Regions from separate parts of the Homo sapiens genome. Here regions 1 and 3 are each linked to region 2. A link is a loop called in an ENCODE intact Hi-C map of the cell type or tissue named here. Cell type or tissue: PC-9. All regions are shown on one strand.

Region 1 (8,000 bases), 120 kb before region 2:
GAACGGGGCCGCAGAGGACGGAGAGCCTGTCCCTGTGCCCTATGGCATCGTCAGGCCACGCTGGCTGTTGGCATCCAGGCCATTGGGTCTCCTGGGTCCTCCCCTCCACCCTGGAACAGTAGAGGGGTCCGAAGCCTGGTCTGACTGCTCGCTGGCCGAGGAGGAAACCTGCGCCCGGCAGCTCTCTGAGGGTCTCACAGTTGGGGAACAGCAAAGCCACAGCAGAGCTGGGGCTCCTGGCTGCCCTTTGGAGCCCCACAGCGGCGATAGGAGAGGAAGGCCTGGCACCCTTGGGGCCGACCGGCAGGTGCGTGGGCCGAAGGCACCCGTGGTTACTGCTGGGGCTGTCTCTTCCCTCTCTCTGGCTGTGGCCAGCACTGCAGGCCAAGATGCTCTGGGAGAGAGGGGCCAGCCACAGACCCGGGGGCTGTCGTCAGCCTGGCAGCACTACAGAAGGTGAGGTGGAGCGGGAAGCCTGAAGATTCCTGAAGGGGCCTTTGGCCCTGGAAAAGGCACATCAGAGCTGCGTGCTTGGAGGAAACGCTGTATATAAAATTTGGTTCCTCAATGCTGCTGGAATCTTCCACACCGTGGCTCCAGGACAAGCGTCGGGGCAGGTTACTTACGGGGAAGGGGGTTGGGGGAGGCTGGAGCAACTGGGAGTAAAATACTGGCTGCTGCCAGGGCAGGAGGGCGGACCAACCTCAAAGGGCCCAAAAGACCCAGAACCCGCTCCAGATGGGCAGGGCAGCCAGGAGTAGGTCACTGCTGCCGTCTGCTGTCGGAAGCAGGAGTTTCATTCTGCCCACGTGGCCTCCAAGTTCCAGCAGAAGACAGCTCCTCAGGAAGCAGGGAGCTCAGGGCCTGATGGGGCCATTAGGCCTTTTTATTTACCTGAAATGATGGCCCAAGGCTGGGTGAGGCTTCACAGATGTGAGAAGCAGCTGGCATCACAGTGGGTGGAGCGGGGAGCTGGCAGCAAGGCTTGGTTGGTTCTTGGCCCCACCTGTGCAGCTTCTGCGGCCCCGGGTGTCCATTTCCACCTCCCGAGATTCCTTGGGCCCAGGCCTGTAGTGGACACAAGCAGGTCCCGGACACACAGCCAAGCAGATGCGCAGCCATGTAGACAAGGAGCCCAGGAAGCACACAGGCTGACCCCGTGACACTTCCCCCCAGACACTCACTCAGGGGTCCACACCCACCATGGCCCATCAGCCAGGCCATTGGGAGGATGACAGCATATCCATGGGATTGGGGGTCAGCAGTGCTTTCCCGACCCCTCCTCCATGATTCTGGCCTGCCGAGCACTGACTGCCCTCTCTAGGAGCCCATGTCCAGCCAGGGTGCTGCCCCAGCGCCCATCGGGGCCATGGAGCGGGGCTCAGGCTGACCCATGAAAAGCCCACGTCCTGCCACAGGGACTCAGGGGACTTCTCATCGTTCCCAAGAGATGGTGTGGAGTTCTCAAAAACCTGCCTGAGCACACATTTATATCTGGCAATTTTTTAAAAAACTAACTACTGAGGAGTCACATAGACATGACTCAGCATGAAAGGAACCAGCCCCAGAAGAGCCCACAGCACCGGTTCAAGACCAGGCAAAACTAGCAGAAGGGACCAACGTCTGCCTGGCACCTGCCTCCTGGGACTGAAGCCCAGTGACTGGGGAGGCACAAAGAGGAAACTTCTATTTATTGTTCTTGACATCAAAAATGTTAAATTACTTATGAGTGGCTTTGACCAAAACAAGTGGTGGACATATACTCGGAAAGCTACATGAGAAAGTTAACCAGGAGGCCCTGGGCTGAGGCGGCTTCAGTGCCTGGGACCCTGTGTGAGCACACCGAAGCCCACTGGGAACTGGGCCACGAAACTGACACTGCCCAGAAACTGCCAAACCAGCCTCTCACCAGGGACTTCCTTTTAACCAGATGTCTTGTCTTTGTCCCGCTTCTGCAGACACTTAGAAAAGAGCTCCGCCCCTCAACCTCAGTGGAGCGCTGAACCTCACGCTGAACCTCACACGTTCTGGTACTGCTCAGTTCATGAATTGCTGAACGCTCCAACAGACCCCTTTGAATCTCAGTGTGCATGAGCTTATCACCTAAAACTACAAAACGCTACTGAGATAAATCGAAGGAGACCTGAATAAATTAAGAGATTTGTATTGTGGTATAATAAAAAATACATCTGGTCTTTGTCCCCTGTTCCAGGGACAGAACTCCTTAAATCTTTGGAATTTCCTGATAGGGGTGTCTGATTTCATAACAACTCTTTTTCACCACATTTGTTTACCCTAATGAGGTGACTCTTGGGGGACCCCAAGGTAGCTTTAGGGTGGGAGCTTGTTGCCAGAGGAACCAACCATGTAATTAGAGAGGAACTTCCAGCCCCCCTCACCGCCCCCACTCCTGGGAGGGGCCAGAGATTGAGTTTGTGTTCAATCACCAATGACCAATGACTTAATCAATCATACCTGTGTAATGAGGCCTAGATAAAAACTTTTGGGCATCAGGGTTGGGGAGCCCCCAGGCTGGGGAGCCCCCACGGTGCTCAGAGATCAGTGCCCACCTCCCCACTCTCTTCACTGAGCTGTTCATGGGTTTCCTTCATAATAAGCATGATTGTACGTAAAGCACTTTCCTGAGCCCTGGGAGGTGTTCTAGTGAATCTGAGGGGATGTAAAGTTCCCCAAATCTGCAGTTGTCAGGAGTGAGTGTGGGTTGCCTGGGTACCCATGTACGGCTGTCATCAGAAGTAGGGGCAGAGTCTTGTGGGACAGAGCCCTTCACCTTCAGGGTCTGTGACACTCCAGGTCGTCAGTGTCAGAAGAGTGTGTGTGACTCCCCAAAACAGGAAGGGCCTTTGAGATGAAGACGATTAAGAAGAAACAGGTCCAGGAGTGCTCTCCGGATTCCTCTTTTTGCCTAAAGCAGGGCATAGATTTACAAAGACAAAGGGCATTCTGTCCCCTCTTGCAGGGAGAACAAAGGCTAAGCCCTGAAGACAGTGTCAGGCCCTCACACCCGCAGATGCCCCGACAAGCTGTGCTCCCAGCCTCTGCCAGTCCTGTGCCTGGCCCCAAGCTGCCCACAGAGGGACCTCGGTGCTCCCATCTGTGGAGTGGGGTCATCACTCATGTCTCAGGCACCTTGGTGCTCCCATCGCCCCCTGCCTTGGGGACCTTGGTGCTCCCATCTGTAGAGTGGGGTCATCATTCTTGCTTGAGGGACCTCAGTGCAACCATCTGTAGAGTGGGGTCCTCACTCCCTGCCTCAAAGACCTCAGTGCTCCCATCTGGAGAATACGGTCATCACCCCCACCTCGGGGACCTCAGTGCTTCCATCTGTAGAGTGGGGTCCTCGCCCCCTGCCTCGGGCACCTCGGTGCTCCCATCTGTAGAGTGGGGTCATCACTCTTGCCTGAGGGACCTCAATGCACCCATCTGTAGAGTGGGGTCATCACCCCCTGCCTCAGAGACCTCGGTGCTCCCATCTGGAGAATATGGTCATCACCCCCACCTTGGGGACCTCACTGCTCCCATCTGTAGAGTGGGGTCCTCACCCCCTGCCTTGGGAACCTCGGTGCTCCCATCTGTAGAGTGGGGTCCTCGCCCCCTGCCTCGGGCACCTCGGTGCTCCCATCTGTAGAGTGGGGTCATCACTCTTGCCTGAGGGACCTCAATGCACCCATCTGTAGAGTGGGGTCATCACCCCCTGCCTCAGAGACCTCGGTGCTCCCATCTGGAGAATATGGTCATCACCCCCACCTTGGGGACCTCACTGCTCCCATCTGTAGAGTGGGGTCCTCACCCCCTGCCTTGGGCACCTCGGTGCTCCCATCTGTAGAGTGGGGTCATCACCCCCTGCCTGCCCCTCAAGGTGTTCAGGGCCAGAAGGGCTGTGTCCTGCCTCTCCCCAGAGTGGCCTGGCTTCTGTCCCTGAGGAGTTGCTTTCACATTGCCCTTTTCAGACCTGGACACAGCATTGCAACACGGAGAGTTGACCTCCCAGCCCAGACCAGCCCAGGTGCCTCTGCCCCTGTGTGCACCAGGGCTGGCCCCGCCTCTCCTGCAGGGCCCTGGGCAGCTTTCTCCCACAGCTGGGTCTGGGGTTCAGCAGGAGCCGGCGCCCAGGGGAGACACAGGAGAGACTCCCTCCCGCTCCAGGGCACGGGAGTCCTGCCGTCTCTGGTGAACCTTGCACCCACCACAGCCTTCAGAACCAGAGCCAGAGAGAAGACCCTGTCTCCCGGCAGAGCCACCCTTCCCCGGGGCCCCGGGATGTCCGTGGCGCTGGCGAGGCTTGGGAAGGCCGGGCGTTCAGAGGAACTCGGGATGTCCACGGCTGAGGGTTTTGTGGGGTCACGTGGGAAGGACACAGGGGAATTTCCACACCATTCACAGCACAGGGTTTCCCATGGGGGCTCTCTAGGCTGAGGCCTGTGGGGCCCTCATGGGCGTGTGGTCCTGGTGTGGGGAGGCCCAGCCTCTATGAGGTGATCATCATAAGGGACGTAGTGACAGCCCCGTCCCCCTCCAGCGAATGCTCAGCTGGGGAGGAGGTATGGAAATCCTGCCTTCCTTGCTTGGATCTCGGGTGTCTGTGGTTTCCAGGACGGAAACAGGCAGCCTGAGCCCTCAGCACCGGGGCCCCCACGGGGTGGTGCTGTTGGCCAGGGAGGAAAGAAGGGCAAGGTCGTCCCTGCGGGCCGGGCTGGAGCCGGGCGGGGCCTTTGCTTGTGGGAGGCGCCCGACGTCCCTTCGTGGACTGCGTGTGGATGGAACTGCTTTGGCCTCGGCTCTGCCCGGCCACACAGTGCCAGCACCACTCCCCCCCGCCGCCACCAACAGCACTGCCCACTCGGGGGAGATCCCGGCCGGGTTTCCAGACCTCAAGACTGAAAGGCATAGAGGGGCCCAGCCAGGCCCAGGCCCCAGCGCCTGCCCCAAGGCTGCACTCGCTCCCCGCCCCCCATGCCCTGCTCCCCAAGCCTCCTCCAGGCCCCAGCGCCTGCCCCAAGGCTGCATTCATCCCCCTGCTCCTCCTCCAGGCCCCACTGTAGTCACTCACAGGCGTCGCCAGGCCATGGCGCTGCGGCCCTCCCATTTCAAAGTGGTTGCCTTTTTTGCGAAACTCCACGTAGAGATGTGCTGAACTCGACTGTCTACGACGCCCAGAGGGAACGGGGCTCCAAGAGGCTGGGGACCGGCGGCACCTGCTGCTCTGTGTTCAGCACTCCGGACAGGGCCTGGCAGGGGCCACAGTGCAACGCGACCCCACTCTCGTAAGACAACCTATGCCTCTCTCCGTATATGGCACCATCTATATGCACAGGGATTGAATACATGGTCCCGTGTGTGGGCATCTAAACCCAGACAGAGAAAACTCTGGAAAGAACACACGATTGTTCCGACAGCCCCCAAGGAACCAGAACGTTGAACTGAGACTCGCCCTTTCCCACATCACCTGCAGTGAAAACACACAGAACACTTGGCAGGGGTGGGGGTGACACGGCAGGGAAGAGGTGGCCAGTGGCACGGACACAGGTGTTTGGAGCCCGGCAGGGACACAGCCAAGGTGTAGCTGGCGTGGCTGGAGGAACTGCGCCGGCTCAGGGTCTGTGCTGCTGTGTGGCCGCCGCTCCCGCCTGCCCAGGGCCGCTGTGTGGCCACCCCTCCGCCTGCCCAGGGCCGCTGTGTGGCCGCCGCTCCCGCCTGCCCAGGGCCGCTGTGTGGCTGCCGCTCCCGCCTGCCCAGGGCCGCTGTGTGGCCGCCGCTCCCGCCTGCTCAGGGCTGGGTTCCAAGGGGGCCACCTCGGAGGTGCAGGCACCATGTGGGGCTGGGCCATCTCCCCCAGCCTGGGAGGGCTCTGACAGCCTCGCTCACTTACTGGAATCTGCACAGGTCAGGGGCCAGTGGGGACTGAGGATAAAACTGAGGCAGACTGGGCCTGGGGCAACGGGGGCCACCACCCCAGGACCACTGGCCGGCCCTAGAAAGCCCAGGCGGCATCTGTGCCCCATAGGACTGAAGGCCAAGGGCAGCGTCCTTCTAGGGGGAGCCTGGGCTTCCACCCCTCCCTGGATGTCACCACAGCTGATTTGCTGAGCTCAGGGCTGTGCATCTACAGGGGGTTCCTGCCCTGGGCCCCTGCCTGGTCCACTCCATCGACCCCAGCGCTGCTGCCTGAGCCTCTCAGCCCAACGGGCCGGGCAGCAGCAGGAACACGCTCATGCTGGGCGGGGCGGCGGGGCAGAGGCAGCCCCCGGCCTCAGCAGCATCAACCACGTGGCAGGAGCTGCTCTCGGGCTCTGCGGCGCGTAGACCTGTTTCCTCAGGGATGTCTCCTGCTCCCCACAGTCTCCAAAGCCCAGCCTCGTCCCCTCCACTAAGACGGGGCTTGGCCTCACCGCTGACCATCCTGGACGCTGACTGCCGCTGCCAGGACCCTCTGAGTTCAGCGCCCACTGAGCCCTTCCCCAGACCCCCGGCCTGGCACAAGGCAGCCCCATTCCTTGGGTGTGTGGCTGCTGAGTGCCCTGAACAGCTCGCTCGGGACCTGCCCGCTTCTCTGATGGGAGTTGGGGCCCAAGCCAGGTGGCCACTCACATCCCACAGGGCGTGTGCCTGCGCCACGGAAATCTCCCTGAGGTAGGAAGGTGTGAGCCAGGCCTGGCCGCCCTGGAGTGCCCAGAATCAAGGCTCAGAGGAGCAGCACGTGGAACTTTACCCCCCGTGGCAACAATCACCTCTCCGGGGTCCCAGGAGTCAGCCCTTCCCACCCCAGCACTGGCCCTGATCAGCTCTTCCCCCGGACACTGTGACCCCCACCCCACCAGACAGTGAAGGAGGAACAGAATTACCCTGGGTTTGAGGAAATGAGCTCAGAGCCCAACAGAAGGCAAAGGCGCGTCTGACTCTGGAAGGCTCACATTCTAACAGCTAAGCCACTGCCAAGCTCCTGTGTCTGCAGAGCCATGGGACCTCCCTGTCCTAGAGGTGGCTGCCGCCAGCATACCCAGAATGAGGCCAGCCACACGCGGCGACAGGACGAATACACGGGTGGACAGACTCATGCCGATGTTTGCTCTGTGGGGGAGGGTGCTGGGAGCCACCCGGCAGAGCTGCCGCCTCCTGCCCCACCAAGGGGACAAACCAACCGTATTTCCGGAAGCTTCTCTGGGTGCCTTTCTGGTTGGCACAGTTGGAGGCCGCAACTGAGTCACACCCAACTGCCCGGCAGCCTGTCCAGGACAGCCCGTCCAGGGCCCATTTCCGGTTGTCTGGGAAATGATGACTCTGGGGCCGATGGGCACTTATCTTCTGTGGTGTCTTTCAGTCAAGGGTGGGTGCTGGCTTTGGGGGGTCCCCTTTCTCTCTGCAGCCTGGATGGTGCCCCACTTTGATCAGAGGAAACTACCCAGTGGGACAAGCTCTGCGTGGCATGCGGCTCCCTGAAAAGGGCCCCTCCCTCCCTGGCTGAGTGATGGGCAGAGCTCACCCTCTGGGAGCCTCTGCATTATCATGTGCACCACAGGGACGGCCCCCATGTGTCTCCACGGGAATAGACAGTGCACACAGCATCTCCGCCTGTGGCCTCTGACTGCCTTAGAGACACCCGGATCAGAGATGCTGCAGGTCACCTGCCCGTGCCCTCCTGTGCACATGTGTGGTATGTACGAGCATGTATGTGCTGTGTACATATGAATATGCACGTGTGCGTGTCTGAACGAGAGGGCTCTGGGTGGATTCTGGTGAAACTCGTCTTACAGGCATGTCCTGGAGCCCCCCACACCCCTAGGAAGACTCCCTCTCCTCCTCTGAGTGGGGAGCATGTGGCTTCCCTCCAGGGACAGATCCTAGTGCCAGCACCACAGTCTCTGTTGCTCTCGCAGTCACAGCCGGGGCTCAGCTGCGTCCACCGTGCTCCTGGCTCCTGCAGGGACTTTGGTGACACAGCAGATGCTCCATCCCTGCCCTGCACCTCTCACTCCTGCCTG
Region 2 (8,000 bases):
CGCATTGTACAAAGAAAATCAGACCCACCGGGATGGCTGTGATCAAAGAGACAGTAACAAGGGTAGGGAGGTGGAGATGCGAATCCAAACACACAACTTGTGCAAAGGTCAAGTGGCCACAGCCGCCACGGAAAACAGGCTGGCGGTTCCTCCGACGTTCAACACACAGTCGCCACGGGACACAGTGGTTCCACCCCCAGGTGTGCAGCAATAGACATCACAGCCCACGTCCGCACGCAGACTCGGACACGCGTGCTCACAGCCCACGTCCGCACGCAGACTCAGACACGCGTGCTCACAGCCCACGTCCGCATGCAGACTCGGACACGCGTGCTCACAGCCCACGTCCGCATGCAGACTCGGACACGCGTGCTCACAGCCCACGTTCGCACGCAGACTCAGACATGCGTGCTCACAGCCTCAGTCATGACAGCCAGACAGTGGAAACAAGGCAGGTGGGCCTCGGCTGCTGAGGGAGCAACAGCAGAACGGTGCTCAGCCCTGGAGAGGAAGGACGCCTGGACCCTGGCCCCACACCACAGCATCCACAATGTGGTGCCAACCAACAGGCCACGCACACAGAGGCCATGGGCCAGACGCTTCCACTGACACGAAATGCCCAAGAGAGGCACAGCCGGCGACAGAACGGGGACCCGTGTCTGCCGCCCCAGGAGAGGCTGCAGGCCGGAAACTGGAGGATTACAGGGCGCGAGTGTCGTTTTAGGGAGATGAAAATGTTCTAAAATTGGCTGTGGCAATTGTTGCACAACTCTGCAAATATACTAAAAACCACTGAATTGTACATTTCAAAATGGGTGAATTGTACGGTGCTTGAATTATACCTCAATAAAGCTATTTTTAAAGAAACAAAATTTTAAATACGTAAAAAAATCAGAAAGTGAAATCTGGAATTAACATTCCAGGAAACATCCTCCTGGAGTTTTTTCTCCAAAAATATAAAATAGAATAAAATATATAAATGTTATAGGTTTAAAATATACAAAATATAAATATATTTGTATTACATTTATAACATAAATACAATATTTATAATACAAATATAAGTATATTCATACTATAATGACTCATTATATTATAATACAAATATATTAACAATAATAGTAAATATTTATGTTATAAATATAGAAGATACGAATGGAAATACGGATAAATTTTTTAAATAAAAGTGAGGTTATGTTCCCTGTGACAGAGTCAGCTTTTTCCTTTCACATCAGGCCATGGGCCACTTTCCAAAGAGCTGATAAAACGCTGGGGTCAGACGGCACGTGTGTGCGTGGACAGCAGTGCCAGGTCCCCCTGCCATGTGCACGCTGTGTGGTGGGAGCAGCAGGGGTGAGCACCCTGGGAACGCAGATCTGTGCAGTGGCTGATTGTCCCCGTGGGATAAATTCCTCCAAGGATGTGCACTGTCCTGAGGCCTTTGAAACACAAAGCCACAGAACCCTCCAGGGAGTCTGGACCAGTGTCCACCCCCAGCATACGCCGTCTTATAAATATTTCTACAGTTTGCTAAACCGGTGGCAAAAACCTGCTTAAATTTTAAATGTCTGGCTCATTGGTGAGGTGGAATGTCCATCTTTTTATGAGCAGTTTTAAATCTCATTTTTTCTTGAAATGCTCTGGGCCTGTTTTCTATTAGAATGACCATCTTTTCATGCTCAGGATTTAACCCTCCGGGAACTTCTGAATGTGTGTTGCAACTTAAAAGACATATTATTTCACAACATTTAAGGAGGATCTTTTTTGAACTAAAAAAACCCCCACAAATTTGTTAAATTTGTCACCAGTGGGTGACTATGGACCTGTGATCAGCCAACTCTGAAATGAGCTCCAGCAGATGGACACAGCGTCCCAGGACCTGCAGGAGCAGAGGCTGCGAGGCCAGCCACGTCCACCTCGATCACGTCACCTCGTGGGCAGAATGGCCTACGCCCCATGTCCTCCCAGCCCCACCCAGAACCCACGGTGAGCACCCGGCAGGAAGTGGCCACAGCACCATCACTGGAGGCCACGCGGAGTCTGAGGACAGCAGCTTTCCCCCCTATGCTGTTGTGGGGACTCCAGGCTCAGCCTGAGGACAGGGTCAGTTCCCTCCACACAGCACCAACACTCCCAGGTGCAAAGCCCAGGCCCACGGACAGCCCCCCGCTGTCCGTGGGTCTCATGGTGGGGGCACCCATTTTCTTTCATCAGCAGGAAGGTTTGTGCTTTCTCCTTCCTGGGCAGCAGAGTTTGAAGCGTATTCCAAAAGAAAAATGAAACCGGCTGAACGCTAGGGCATTCCTCCCATCCCCCATCCTGTTCGGTGGCCTGTGCCGGACAATCTCTTCTTTCTGATGGACTCAAAGGGGCCACACAGCCACCAGGTGCCCCCCTTCCCATCAGCAGCTTAACCTCGGGGTATCTCTTGGACAGGCCGGCTTTGTCTCCAGCCGAGGTCAGCAGCAGTCAGATGCGGGATGAATGCCTGGCCCAGGCGGCCCCCACTCACCGCCCGAGGGCTCTGGAACTCTCTTTCCAAATAAAGAAAAAGTGCGGCCTGAGAGGACCAGGCTCGCCTGAAATCCTGCCATGTGGCCTAAGGAAATTAACGCACGCAGCAGCCTCTCCCTCTGAGGCAGAGACCCTGGCAAAGTCTCCTTTCCCTCAGTCATTTCTGGAAGAAGTGCAAATGAAGTTTCACAGAATCAAGCAAACTTTCACGGGGAAAAAAGAAAAAACCTCTTGCAGAAAACAGAGTTGACCTTTAAGTAGTGGCTCTGATGAGGGGAAACCATCTGAACTGAATTCCTCCTCCTCCTGGAGCCTGGAGCAGGGGCTCAGCTGGGACCAGCAGAGAAACCCCCGCCTTCTCCTCCCTGAGTCACTTCCCAGCATCTGCGCAAGGCTGGCGCTGCCCCATCCCGCCTGCGGCTGCTCCCATCACGTGATCATAAGAAAATAAACCTGGTTTCCCAGCTCTGTGCTCTGCCGCAGGCTCGGGGCCCATTTCCCAAACGCTGGGGGGAGCCGGGAGCTGCCAGGGCTGCCCCAGCCTCGGGGTAGAGGGTAAAGGCTGCGTGAAGAGGAACCAAACCCCAAACCGGGTCTGCGAAGCAGCCCTGGGGCTCCCAAGCCAGCCTCTGGGCTGAGCTCTGCGGTCCTGAGTCACTGCCTGACTCATCCTCAGAGGCGCCCCACAGAGAAGGGGCAACTTGGCCAGGGAAAATGCTCCATCTCCGCAAAGGACAGGAGGCAAAACACACCCATCAGAAGCACATGGCCAGTGCAGGGCCACACAGCCCTGGCTCCCACAGACCGCAGGCTGGAGAATGGGGGTCCGCGGTCAGCTCATAGCCCACCCGCCACCCAGCACTGCAGGGTCACACAGCCCTGGCTCCCAGAGGTCAGAGGCTGGAGGGCAGGGGTCCGTGGTCAGCTCACAGCCCACTCACCACCCAGCACGGCAGGTCTCAGCGGAAGCCCCACACACACTGGGTTGCAGCCTCCTGTGGTTCAAGATGGGTGGGGTTATTTTGAAATGTTGGCAAATAGAGCTGTGAGTCTTCAAACGGAACCCAAAGACTCAGTGAGGAAAGCAGGCGGGCTGGGCTGAGACTCACAGCTGCAGCGGCCGTGGTGAGCCACCTCACCTCCCCGAGCCTCAGTCTCCCCATCTGTTCAGGGGCACCGAGGAGCTGCCCCTCGGCTCATGGGCTCTGTGGTCGCCAGGCACGCCACACACCACACGCCACACACCACTGCACGCAGCACCCCGGGACACTGTGGCCTCGGCTCCCGCCTCTCCTGCACATGAGGCTCTTTCCTCTCTCCCACCCCATACCCCCCAAAAAAGAACCACCATCCTTACAAACAAATGAAAATCGGCTGGGTCTTTAGGGCCCGGCCACGATGTGTGACTGCAGCAGTGACTCTCAGGAGGAGGCACAACCAGACACCGGGTCCCCTGCAGCAGCTGAGACACCTCAAACCCCAAACCCTCAGTGAGGCCCTGGTGGGAAAAGGGGCTCTCCAGGGAGGTGCCAGGGGCAGGAGAGAGGGCCAGCGGCCGAGGAGCGGGAGGCGGCCGGGCGAGAGGAGGCCCGGGCAGGAGGGAGAAGGGGGGACCTGGCCTTTGCTCCTCATGGGATCCTCGGTGCGGCCCCCTCGTGACAGGCCCAGCCTCTCCCTGCAGTGGCCCAGCCACAGCTCAGGGCCAGGAGGCTCCTGCAGGCACAGGCGGCCGATGAGTCCCTTCCAGGCCTGGGCCTGGGGCAGCCTGCCATGTGCAGTAGACACTCAGTACTCACAGAATACGAGCAACCTCATGCTCTCCGCCGGCTGAGTTCCTGTGCGGCTGAGAGAACCCCCTGCATCATTCTGACACAGGTGCGCTCCTGTGAGCCAGCATGACACGGAAGGACACACACATGCAGGTGGAGATGGAGATGCTGGGCCGGGCTTGGGGGTCATACAGACAGGACCAGGGGCTCTGACCTGCTGGGAGATTTGGGGCCAGCATTCCAGGACTGAGAGAACAGATCCCTGGCCTGGGGTGCTCTGGGGCTGAGGATGGGCCCCCACCTGGGCTGAGGATGGGCCCAACCTGGGCTGAGGACGGGCCTCCCCACCTGGGCTGAGGACAGGCCCCCCTACCTGGGCTGAGGACGGGCCCCCCAACCTGGGCTGAGGACGGGCCCCCTGACCTGGGCTGAGGACTGGCCCCCTGACCTGGGCTGAGGACAGGCCCCCCAACCTGGGCTGAGGATGGGCCCCCCAGCTGGGGCACTCTGGGGCTGAGGACGGGCCCCCCACCTGGGGCACTCTGGAGCTGAGGATGGGCCCCCACCTGCGGTACTCTGGGGCTGAGGACGGGCCCCCCACCTGGGGCACTTCTGGGGCTGAGGATGGGCCCCCACCTGCGGACACCCCGGGGCTGAGGATGGGCCCCCACCTGGGGTACTCTGGGGCTGAGGATGGGTCCCCTACTCCAGCAGTTCTGGGATATTCTGGGCTTCAAGAAGCCTCCAGTCGTGTCAAGCAGGTTTTTGTTTAAGCTCTAACTTGAGAGTGAAAATAAATGTTCATGGGAAATGTGACTTTTCATGAGTCGCCTAATGTCAAAGTCGGTGTTTCCTAAGTCAGCAACTTGGTTTTTATTAAAAGCATCTGAGAGAATGAACCGTCTGTCTCCCAAACCACCAACTTCCTCCTGCCCCTTTCAGTTTCTAACCCCAAATAACTTCTCCCCTCCCGAAAAACTTTGGAGCTGTGGAGACATTTCTTGGTTTAGTCATTTCTACTACACAAAAGTACTATTTTGGGGGTGATTTACATCTTGCAGTATGAACAGAAAGAAACCTCCCTGTCTTTAACAAACACCCACTGCGTGCACACAGGACGGGACGGGCTTCCACCCAGAAGAGCTCAGAGCCTGCCCCTCAGGGCTGCCAAGTGAGGGTCCCTGGTGATGTCTGATGTCCTCGTCTGCCTGGGAAGACCCAGCTCTCCTCGCTCAGCTCTAGAAGATCTATCTGTTCCTTGACTTGTAACTTCTAATTGTACATAAAACACACAAACAAAAGAACAAGAACTCCCCCATAATTCCACTTCTCAGAAATCACATCACATTGACGTTTTTGTCTGCGTATCCAGATCATTTTGGGGGTGCTCATGATTTTTTAAACAAAAGAACTTTTCCTACAGACACAGCTTTGTAACCTAACGCATAACCAGCTTTCGGAGCAGGAGTTCAGGCCGTGGCACCTCTGGGTGGAGGGGGCACAGAAACCAGCCACGCCTGCAGTTTCTTCCTGTTGTGGCCACGGCCCCTTCTCCCCGAGATGGGCATGCAAATGAACCCTGCAAAGGACGCAGGAGCAACTCCACAGAAAGGGGGGGCCAGGGCTCCGCGTGGGGCAGAGGGCTTTGCCCAGCCTCAACCCCAGTGGCAGGGGGTAGGGTCAGACCCAGAACCCTGAGGCAGAGCCTCCCTGAGCCAGGACTGTCTGCGTGGATGAGGGTTTGGGGAGAGGTCAGCCACGTGGGCGCAGAGGAAGCAGGCAGGGACAGACACCATTCCACGTCCTTACGTGGATGGAAGGAAATGAGGACACGACACTTACTGAATATTCTTGCAAATGACTGGACTAACCCAGCAAGGAGAGATTTAGGTTCTGTTGTGTGTGACGCCAGCTGTTCCTTTCTGCTGGACAAGACGGTGATTTCCACTGCAGCGCAGCCTTGGGGAGCGGGGTCATCTCCTTGTTTTAGGGTCGTGGGTGCCGGCCCAGGGGAGGTCCAGGGCGGGAAGCTGGTTCCCAAGCCCCAGCCCTGCCAACCCAATTTCAGGGAGCCTTTTAGTTTAAGTAAATAAGGAAACAAATAGTGGCTGCCCTTTAAATGATTAAAAATGATTGCTCTAAAAGGTATGGATTGTGAACACAGTTCACTCTCAACCTCAGAAAATTATTTTTCTAGTAGGACAGAAACTGCCAAAATCACTTCCTTGGAGAAGGGCCAAGGCCAGAGAGAAAGGGCTTGTTCTCTGAAATGTGTCCACTTCGATGCGTTCTGAAGTTAAACCTGTGACAGACACTGCCCTTCAACCTCCACCTTGAAAAATACAGAAAAAAGGGAAGACAGAGGACGCTCTCCCCAGACGTCGGCTCAGCACTCGATAAAGAGGCCCCACAGACTCCAGGGCCTCGGACGCGCGGCCCAGGGGCCCGGGCCACACGCAGGGAGGAGGCGTGGGGGACACAGGCCTGAGGTGGAGCTGGGTCGGTGACCTCCTTAGTGGGAAAGAGGGAAGAAGAGAAGCTGAGTTCCGCCTTTCCTTCCTCACACATTCCATTTGCAGCTTCCTGCTAAGTCAGACGGCGATATTGGGCAACAGCAAATCAAACTTGACCCAAGTGCTTCTCCCCAGGGAATGTGAGAAGGGGCTCCTGCCCGGCTGCAGACCCAGCGGCCAGAGAGCACCCTGGGGCCCTTCTGAGCTCAGAGATGCAGACGTGGGCTTTTTTCTTTCCACAGCGACTTTGCCAAATGAACCATCAGACCTTAAAGGTGACACTGACCTTGGAGGAAGCACACGGGGGGCTGGGAGACTCAGGGACCGGGAGACTTGGGGGGCTGGGAGACTCGGGGGCCGGGAGACTCGGGGGACCAGGAGACTCAGGGGGCCAGGAGACACAGGGGCCAGGAGACTCAGGGGTCGGGAGACTCGGGGGTTGGGAGACTTGGGGGTCGGGAGACTGGGGGGTGGGAGACTGGGGGAATGGGAGATTCGGGGACCGGGAGACTCGGGGAGCCGGGAGACTCGGGGAGCCGGGAAACTGAGGGGGCCGGGAAACTGGGGGGCCAGGAGACTCGGGGGGCCAGGAGACTTGGGGGGCTGGGAGGCTCGGGGGCTGGGAGACTTGGGGGGCTGGGAGACTCGGGGGCCGGGAGACTTGGGGGGCCGGGAGACTCGGGGGCTGAGAGACTCAGGGGACCACTTGGGGGGCCAGGAGACTCGGGGGCCGGGAGACTTGGGGGGCCAGGAGACTCAGGGGCCGGGAGACTCAGGGGTCAGGAGACTGGGGGGTGGGAGACTGGGGGGGTGGGAGACTCGGGGACTGGGAGACTCAGGGAGCCGGGAGACTTGGGGGAACCGGGAAACTGGGGGGCCGGGAGACTCGGGGGCCGGGAGACTGGGGGGTGGGAGACTGGGGGGTGGGAGACTTGGGGACTGGGAGACTCGGGGAGCCGGGAGACTTGGGGGGACCGGGAAACTGGGGGGCCAGGAGACTCGGGGGCTGGGAGACTCAGGCGGCCGGGAGACTCGGGGGTTGGGAGACTCGGGGGGCCGGGAGACTTGGGGGCTGGGAGACTGGGGGGTGGGAGACTCGGGGGATGGGAGACTCGGGGACCAGGAGACTTGGGGGACCGGCCCCAAAGTGGGTGCCACCATGGAGCAAGGAGGGGGCGGTGGCCAGGACTAAACTCCCCAGCAT
Region 3 (8,000 bases), 160 kb after region 2:
GGCAGGAGAATCGCTTGAACCTGGGAGATGGAGGTTGCAGTGAGCCGAGAACGCGCCACTGCACTCCAACCGGGGCGACAGAGCAAGACTCCATCTCAAAAAAAAAAAAAAAAAGAAAGAAAAAAGAAAAGAAAAGAAAAGAAAAAAGGACCCAGAGAGTCTCGGTTGGAGACATCAAGGGTATGTCTGAGAGCCCTTGGGATCTGCTTAGTTCTCTATCAGCCCCAGGTAAGATCCCGCCTAAGCTGTTCCACAACAATGAACATCAGCCCATGGGCAATGCCTTTTAAAAATGAGTTAAAAGACTCACACACACCTTCATTCATTCAACAGAACTCTGCATATGTAGTCTCAGCCTCATGGAGCTGATAGCTAGCCCCTCAGAAATGTCACGGTCCCTAACTACTCTTTGCTATTTATTTATTTATTATTTTTATTTTATTTATTTATTTTTTGAGATGGATGGGATTACAGGCACATGCACCACCACTCCCAGCTAATTTTTGTATTTTTAGTAGAGACGGGGTTTCACCATGTTGACCAGGCTGGTCTTGAATGCCTGACCTCAGGTGATCTGTCTGCCTTGGCCTCCCAAAGTACTCTTTGCTATTTTTAACCTATATTATAGATTTAAATTTTTGTTTTGTTTTGTTTGAATGAAAATAAGAAGATAATTTCAGGCTGGGCATGGTATCGCACACCTACATTCCCAGCAGTTTGGGAGGCCAAGGTGGGAGGGTCGCATGAGCCCAGGAATTCAAGACCAGCCTGGGCCACATGATGAGACCCCGTCTCTACCAAAAAAAAAAAAAAAAAAAAAAAGAAGCAGCAGCTAATTTCATTCCTTATTTCATTCCTTTATGCACAAGCCCCTTTAAAATACACTTGACATGAATAGCAGAGCTTGCCTCCGGCTCCTCCATGCAGAATTCGGCAATCCCAGGTTCCTCACCGCTCCTCAGGGTGGACCTTCCATTGACAGTGTTTAAAATCACAGACTGTGGGGTCAGACAGGCCTGGATGTGGATTCTGGGTCTCCTGCTGATCCCCCGAGTGGACCTCCCGAAGCCTCTCCTGTGCAGCAGGTGGTGCTGGAGCCTGAGATGCCGGCATCGGGCCGGGAGGAGCTGGGCCTCTGCCCACTGCAGCCATGACCTCTCCAGGCAGCCCCGCCCCCCTGTGTCGTGAAGCGCAACTGGGCACAGGACCTCCATTAACAGTCCACGTCTGTGCTAAACTTGATGGAAAAAATGGCCTCTCCATAGCGATTTGTGTCCTTGGTTTGCAAGCCTCGAATTTGCACCTCCTTTTCGAGGTGGCAGTTTAGGGTTGACTCTGGCAGCATTTTCCGAATGTGCCTGCCTGTGTGTCCCCACCTTGTTCCACCCCACAAGGGTTGTGCTGTAGGAGTCCTGGCCTCTGCCAGCCCTCCCTGATGGGCCCTAATGCAATGAACGTCAAAGGATCTATCACAAAACTAGAAAGGCTGCTGTCTGGTCCTGAGAACATTGTTCTCTTTTCAATCTCTCTTTCCAGAGAGCAAACAGTTTATAAAGACTGACAAATTGCTACACATAGTCAAGAAGTAGACAAAATCTTGCCATTACACAGAAGAGCCATAATGTCAGCTCTTTTCCCTTCTGGACTTTGCTCAGAGAGTCAGTGGACAAATGAGCATCCTGCCAGCAGCCTTAGTGTAAAAACCAGCCACCCACAAGCTCTGATGACCTGAAAAGTCAAGTACCAGGTGCATTTTCAGATCCAGAGATGTGTCTGTCCCATGTTACTCTGGGTATCAAATTAATTGAAACCTATAGAACTTTGAAATGCTTTAAAACCATCATAAATATAATGGATGGAGCAGTGAGGACAGAAGCCTGTCTATCCTGTGTGAGGTGGGCACACAGGAAATACGTGTTAAATATAGAAAGGAAGAAAATAAAGGAGGGAGAGAAGAAGGGAGAAGGGAAAAGAAGGTAGAAAAGTAGTCCTATAGTGGAAGAGGAGGGGAAGAGACAGAAGGAGGAGGAGGAGGACAGAGGAGGGAGGGGGAGGGGGAAGGGCTAGGGAGGGGAGGAGAAGTGAGGGGGGAAAGGGGAGGGGAGGAAGGGGAGGGGGGAGGGGGGAGGGGAAGGGGAGGGAGGGGGAGGGAAAGGGGGAGGGGAGGGAGGGGGAGGGAAAGGGGGAGGGGAGGGAGGGGGAGGGAAAGGGGGAGGGGAAGGAGGGGGAGGGAAAGGGGGAGGGGAGGGAGGGGGGATGGAAAGGGGGAGGGGAGGAGAAGCGAAGCCGGGGGAGTGGAAGGGGAGGGGAGGGAGAAGAGAAGGAGGGAGGCAAAAAGGGGAGTGGGAGGGGACTGGGGAGGACGGACAAGGAGAAAGAAGGAGGAATAAGAATTGCAGGCGTGGCCCAGGCTGGTACTGGGGTGGGGGAAGGGAGTGCCCCCTGCAGAACAGGAGGCTGTTGCCCTAGGGTATGCAGGGCTCACCTGAGGAGCCTCCTTCATTCTGAGCCCTGAGCGCCTCCTCTGCCTCACTCCGGTCCCCACCCTGCAGTGGTGAAGCCAAAGTCGGTAAAGCAGTGGCTGCTGTGTGTTTTCTCCAGGTCAGTGGGACATGGGGCTGCTGGACATCTCAGCCCTTTGGCCGTGGCTCTGCCGAGTTTGATCGCCACACTCTTCCCTGCTGCCACCAGAAGGGTCACACAAGGCCACTCTCAGGACTCCCAGACCTCATCTGTCTCAGAGAAGAACGAGGCCACTATAAAAGGGTGATGTCTTTGGCCTTAGGGGGCGTGTAGGCCCCTCTGGTTGCGATGTGGATAGAGTTCCAGATGTGAGGGAATGTTCTGGAAATGCAACCTGGGCAGCTGATGGAGTCCAGGCCCTTCGGGTGCTAACGCTGTGAAACATCTCTGTTTCAGAAATGGGTGCCAAGCCTGGAGGGCAGGCTTGCTTAGCAAAGAAGGCAAACTCTGGTGAGCTACAGCTGGGTTCAGCACATGGGTCTGGTAGGGAAACACACATTGAAACGTTATTAAAACCAGCAAGACTGACACAGGCGGCAGACTGTGACGTCTGTCCCATGTTACACTGAGCTTGTTTTCAGGTCCGGAGATGTGCCAAAGCCGTGCCACACTGGGCTGGAGCCACTCGTGAAATGTCATTACGCTCACACAGCTGCAAAGTTCTCAGTATTTACCAACTAGGACTTTTCTTGTATTGGTATTTGTTTAATTGTCTTCTCTCCTCAACAGTAACTATAATGTCCTAAAACTCCGTAGACAATAAATAGTTCTTTAAAGACCAGATTTAGTTTTCATGTAACCTACAGGTTGGGGAAGGGGAACCACAAATTGCATTGACCCTCAAAACAGTGGCTGAAATGGAAAGAACTCCTTAAACGGAACCCTTGGGGAATCCATCTGTAAAGCCCCATTGCCTCTCAGATTCTGTGATCTGGGCCTCGAGACAACCTTCAGAGTCCCTCGCTGCATGAGTGCATGTCTGGTCAGAGACTTTCAAAAACTGAAATGCCCCAGGCCAGCAGCCATCCGCTAACAAGGACCGTGGAGAAAAGCCCATGGATGCGTGGAGAAATGGTGCCCACTAGTGGCGATCTCCAGAATGGACGTCCTGTGAAGTAGATGCCGCTGGCCGGCGGTGGCTCACACCTGCCAGCACCTCAGGAGGCTGATACGGCGGGGGAGTGTGGGGGGCGGGGCGCATTGCTTGAGTCTGGAAATTCAAGACCAGCCCGAGCAACACAGTGAGACCCTACCTCTACAAAACATACAAAAACTAGCCGGATGTGGTGGTGCCTATGGTCCCAGCTACTCAGGAGGCTGAGGTGGGAAGATTGCTTGAGCCTGGGAGGTTTAGGCTGCAGTGAGCAGAGATCACACCAACGCACTCCAGCCTGGGTGACTGAGGGAGATCTTGTCTCAAAAACAAACAAACAAAAAAGATCCGGCTGACTGAAGTACCCAGGCAAATTAACCAGACACTTGGAGATTTTCTCATTTTCTACAAGGCTGAGGAGAAATTTTAAGGAGCCCACAATTCCAACACCCCATCACTCTTTCTCATGTTTTTCCCAATATTTTCATCAAATCATAAATTGTGGCAAAATAATGTATAATTCTCAATACATACAAAGTAACTCAGAATAAGGAGGACTGATCAAGAAGAATGTAACCAATCACCAAGTGCCACATTCACTGAAATCAGCAATTCATAAGCATAGTTATATGTGTGGTGTTGGGCAGGGGGGCTGTGGTGTGTGTGTGTGGTCTGTGTTGTGTACACCAGTGTGTGGTGTGTGACGTCTGTGGGGTATGTGTGTGGTATGTTGTGTGTGGACTAGTGTGCAGTGTGTAGTGTGTCTGTGAGGGGTGTGCACTAGTGTGTGGTGTGTGTGTCTGTGGGGTGTGTGTGTGGTATATTGTGTGGAGTATGTCTGTTGGGTTTGCACTAGTATGTGGGGTGTGGTATGTTGTGTGTGGTGTGTGTGGACTAGTGTGCGATGTGTAGTGTGTCTGTGGGGGGGTGTGCACCAGTGTGGGGGGTGTGTGTGTGTGTGTCTATCTCCAGATTAGATGATTTCCTGCTTTTTTTCAGTGATATACTGCTGTCATTTTTAAAAATTATCCTCAGCACTATGTTTCAGACAATAATGATAACATGTCTTGGCATAAGCAAGCTGTGTGTTAATAAAATATTTTTGACACTGAGCAACACCTGTAAGCATTGCAAACTATCCAGAGGCAGTTGTTTTTTTCACACATCACTGTAGGAAGCTTTTCCTCATTCATCTTATGGGCCCTCACTCACTGCGTTCCAGCCAGACTAGGTTTCTTTGCATTCCCTGAATGCCCTGGGCCTTCTCCCACCTCCACTCCCTCCCCTATCCACTGGTTCAACCAAATCCTTCAGTTCCATCTTGGCGTCCGTTTGAGGACCGCCACTGTGGCCTCCACAGGCGTCAAGCCTGTGTTCGCAGGGCCCTCCACAATCTGCACTCCGTCACCCGCTCCTGGCAGAACACTGGCACAGGAGACCAAAGTACACGTGGATGAGTCAATCAGAAGAACAACTTGTACTAGAAAGTGCTTTCCCAAATTTGACATCAAAATTGAGACCAGTGAACACTTTCATGGCTCATGACAAAGTTCATATCCACCTAACACAAAACGAGGGCATTATTCAGTTAATTTGATATACTAAAAAGATAATCAGATAACCAGCTAGAGATTATGACACTTCTGAATTGGCTGTTACCCTCATGTCGACGGGGCTGGACCCGTGTCTGTGGACAGCAGTCTTTGAGAAGCTGCAGCGGGAGCCTGTGCAGGATGACTAGTGTTGCAGTGTCCTGGGGGTGGTGGGACAGGATGCTAGGAAGAAAAGGCGTCCGGCACCTCAGGATGCTCTGTCCGGGTGGCTCAGCTTGCTTCCCGTAGCCTCCCAGTCCTTTTACTGAAGTTTCAGGAGGTGATGCTTGGGACGCCAGGCCTGGCAGATTCCTCTCCAGGCTTCCCTTCACCCCGCAGAGCTTCCCCGCACTGGCAGAACTCGATCACTGCCACCCAGAGGGCATTGTCTCTGAAGAGGCATGGAGAGTGGGGAAGCTGCAAACCCCAGGCTGATGTTCTTGGTGTCCCCACAGCCTGCTTTTGCCTTAAAACCCCAGGTATACTCACAAATGGGTACAACACCCAAGAGGCCATTGTCAGCTCAGGGACTTGGTTTTAGGTGCGGCTTTGGGAACTTGCTTAGGTAAGTTAGCCTTGCTGGGTCTTATTTTCCACATCAGTAAGTGCCACGAAGCTTAACATTTATAAGCCAACAGAATGCCTCAATTTTAATTAACAAACATTAATTATCAATCATTTTTTACCTGGATGGAGGTTAATTCAAAGGAAAGGTATTAACCCAGAGGGTTTTTCTTTTTAAGAGTGTTATTGTGGTGCCCATGTCCCGGCGGGGAAGCTCTGAGCTTCCTCTGCCCAACTCTGCAGGCGACGCTTATGGCCCCGTCTGTGGCGTCCAGGTGCACCTGGACAGGTCTCCAAGGCAGCGCTGGAGCAGATTTGCAGCCACAGGGTGTGGAGAAATGCAAGATGAATTGAGACTTGATGTTTGGATAGATGTTAATTCCAAACTTGAGAACTGTCTTTGTAAAATGACAACAAAGACGTATCTGCCAATCATTGACTTCTTAATCACTGCCTTTGCTCTTTCAAAGCCTCAACATTTTGCAGTTTCAGCCAACAGAATTCTCTAACTTTGTAAACTGCTCTCCTGTGGCGACAATACCACCTCACTCTAATCAGTGAGAAGGGTGATTGTTCTCTCTTCCTTTCAGAGTAATTTAAATTCTTGAGAAACCACTTGGCATGTTTAATATTCTGGTCATACTGAAAATCCAAGTCTTGTTTTCCTGACCGTATTTCAGGAACTAGTTTAAGGACGGAATTATCTTTTAAAACCACAAAACAAAGATTTTTACACACTGAATTTCACAAAACTCAGTATTGCAGAATTGCAAACATGCTCTGTGACTCAGTCTCCAGGGCTTAACTTCCCCCTTGTAGTAACTTTAGAGGGTCCTGAAATTTTAGCTTCTTTAACAAGGGCAAATACTGGGAGAGAATGTAAGGGGAGGAAAATAAACAGAATGTCTTCTGTTAGACAAGCCAGCCTCTGGCATGTACACATTTGGCAGAGTTCTAATTTTGTTTGCTAACCTCCGATCACTACCTGAAATGGGTCTCTGCAGGATATCAAGGTGTCAGCAGCGCTGTGCTCCTGGAGCATCTAGGTGAGAATCCCGTCCCTGGCCTTTCCCAGCTTCAGGAGGCCACCTGCACTCCCAGCTCACTGTTCTTCCTTCTTTCCTTCCTCCATCTTCAAAGCCAGCGGCGTAGCGTCTTCCAGTCTCTTTGACTCTGACCCCCCGGCCTCCCTCTTTCACTTGTAAGAACTCTTGTGATTACATCATACCCACCCACATAACCCATCTTAACTTAATCACCCCTTGCAAAGTCCATTTTGTCGTGTGAGGTAATACACAATATTTATGAGCCCTATCAGTTTAACCAATTAGTAAGTGTGGTAGAGGAAATACAACGATGGAAGGTTTAACCTGAGGAAAGAAAAATAGCTCAGAGCAGTCTGAACTATTTGAAGGATGCAAAATGTATCAGGACATGAGTGTGGGACTAACTTCAGTCACTCTGCTCCCCATGCCACAGGGGCAATTGTTTAAGGCATTTTGTTCCTGACTGCTGTGTCACCCATTATTTTCATGTTTCTGGAGTCTGTGAGACAAAGAAAAATGTATAGTCAATCAATAGCTTACGTTGTTTTAATGTAAATTTTTGATAAACAACTCAGGAACTGCCCTTTCTTTCCTCCTTAAACCCCCCGCCCCCAACCAGGTACCTGCTGCTGGTTGGGTGCATACTCAGGGAAATTCAAATCTGTGCTCCCAGGTGGTCATCCTCAGGGCTTGTGCTCAAATAAACTCCATGCTAACTCGTATTTTCTGAATCTTTCTATCTAAGGTTGACAAACCTAAGGGGCATCATTCTAAAATCAGTAAACATGATTTTGCTGTAGGCTATTACAGGTATAGAAGGGAAGAAAAGCACAAGAAATCTAACCAAATATAGAGACTCCAGGTCATTCTATTAGAATGTGATGTGGTTTGGATCTGTGTCCCCACCAAAGCTCATGTGGAATTATAATCCCTGCTGCTGGAGGTGGGGCTGGTGGGAGGTGGTTGGATCGTGGGGGTGGAGTGCCCATTGCTGCTGGCGGTGGGGCTGGTGGGAGGTGGTTGGATCGTGTGGGTGGAGTGCCCATTGCTGCTGGAGGTGGGGCTGGTGGGAGGTGGTTGGATCGTGCGGGTGGAGTGCCCATTGCTGCTGGCGGTGGGGCTGGTGGGAGGTGGTTGGATCGTGGGGGTGGAGTGCCCATTGCTGCTGGAGGTGGGGCTGGT

Evidence for each region. A loop is a pair of places that touch in the nucleus more often than their neighbours do. Peaks named below come from ENCODE experiments on the same cell type or tissue, not always from the same donor. Only the 100,000 strongest peaks of a DNase experiment are listed, where the experiment ranks them.
Region 1: it touches region 2 in a loop (9-fold over the local background); 4 of 110 quality-filtered maps call a loop at or near these places.
Region 3: it touches region 2 in a loop (7-fold over the local background); 17 of 110 quality-filtered maps call a loop at or near these places.

Annotation. Positions count from the first base shown.
Region 1 is chr13:113,946,640-113,954,639 of GRCh38, forward strand. C13orf46 (chromosome 13 open reading frame 46) reads right to left here. Exons shown (of 7, transcript NM_001365455.2): 7 at 7,066-8,000. Among named protein-coding and RNA genes, the nearest start is that of SWINGN, 22 kb to the left of the region's middle. In PC-9, CTCF peaks have their summits at 739 (motif pointing left) and 4,658; a DNase peak (open chromatin) is centred at 4,662.
Region 2 is chr13:114,062,326-114,070,325 of GRCh38, forward strand. All of the region lies in intron 2 of RASA3 (RAS p21 protein activator 3), which reads right to left. Among named protein-coding and RNA genes, the nearest start is that of RASA3-IT1, 43 kb to the right of the region's middle. RefSeq lists enhancers at 1,537-2,056, 2,804-2,863, 3,224-3,453, 4,384-4,513, 5,114-5,173 and 3 more and silencers at 3,984-4,053, 4,724-4,843. In PC-9, no CTCF peak of the experiment used is centred here; DNase peaks (open chromatin) are centred at 3,066, 3,546 and 6,876; H3K4me3 peaks cover 2,090 bases; H3K27ac peaks cover 3,380 bases.
Region 3 is chr13:114,223,319-114,231,318 of GRCh38, forward strand. No RefSeq gene overlaps it. Among named protein-coding and RNA genes, the nearest start is that of CDC16, 7.6 kb to the right of the region's middle. RefSeq lists a silencer at 3,456-3,750 and enhancers at 3,497-3,726, 5,014-5,515. In PC-9, a CTCF peak has its summit at 3,599 (motif pointing left); a DNase peak (open chromatin) is centred at 3,603; H3K27me3 peaks cover 926 bases.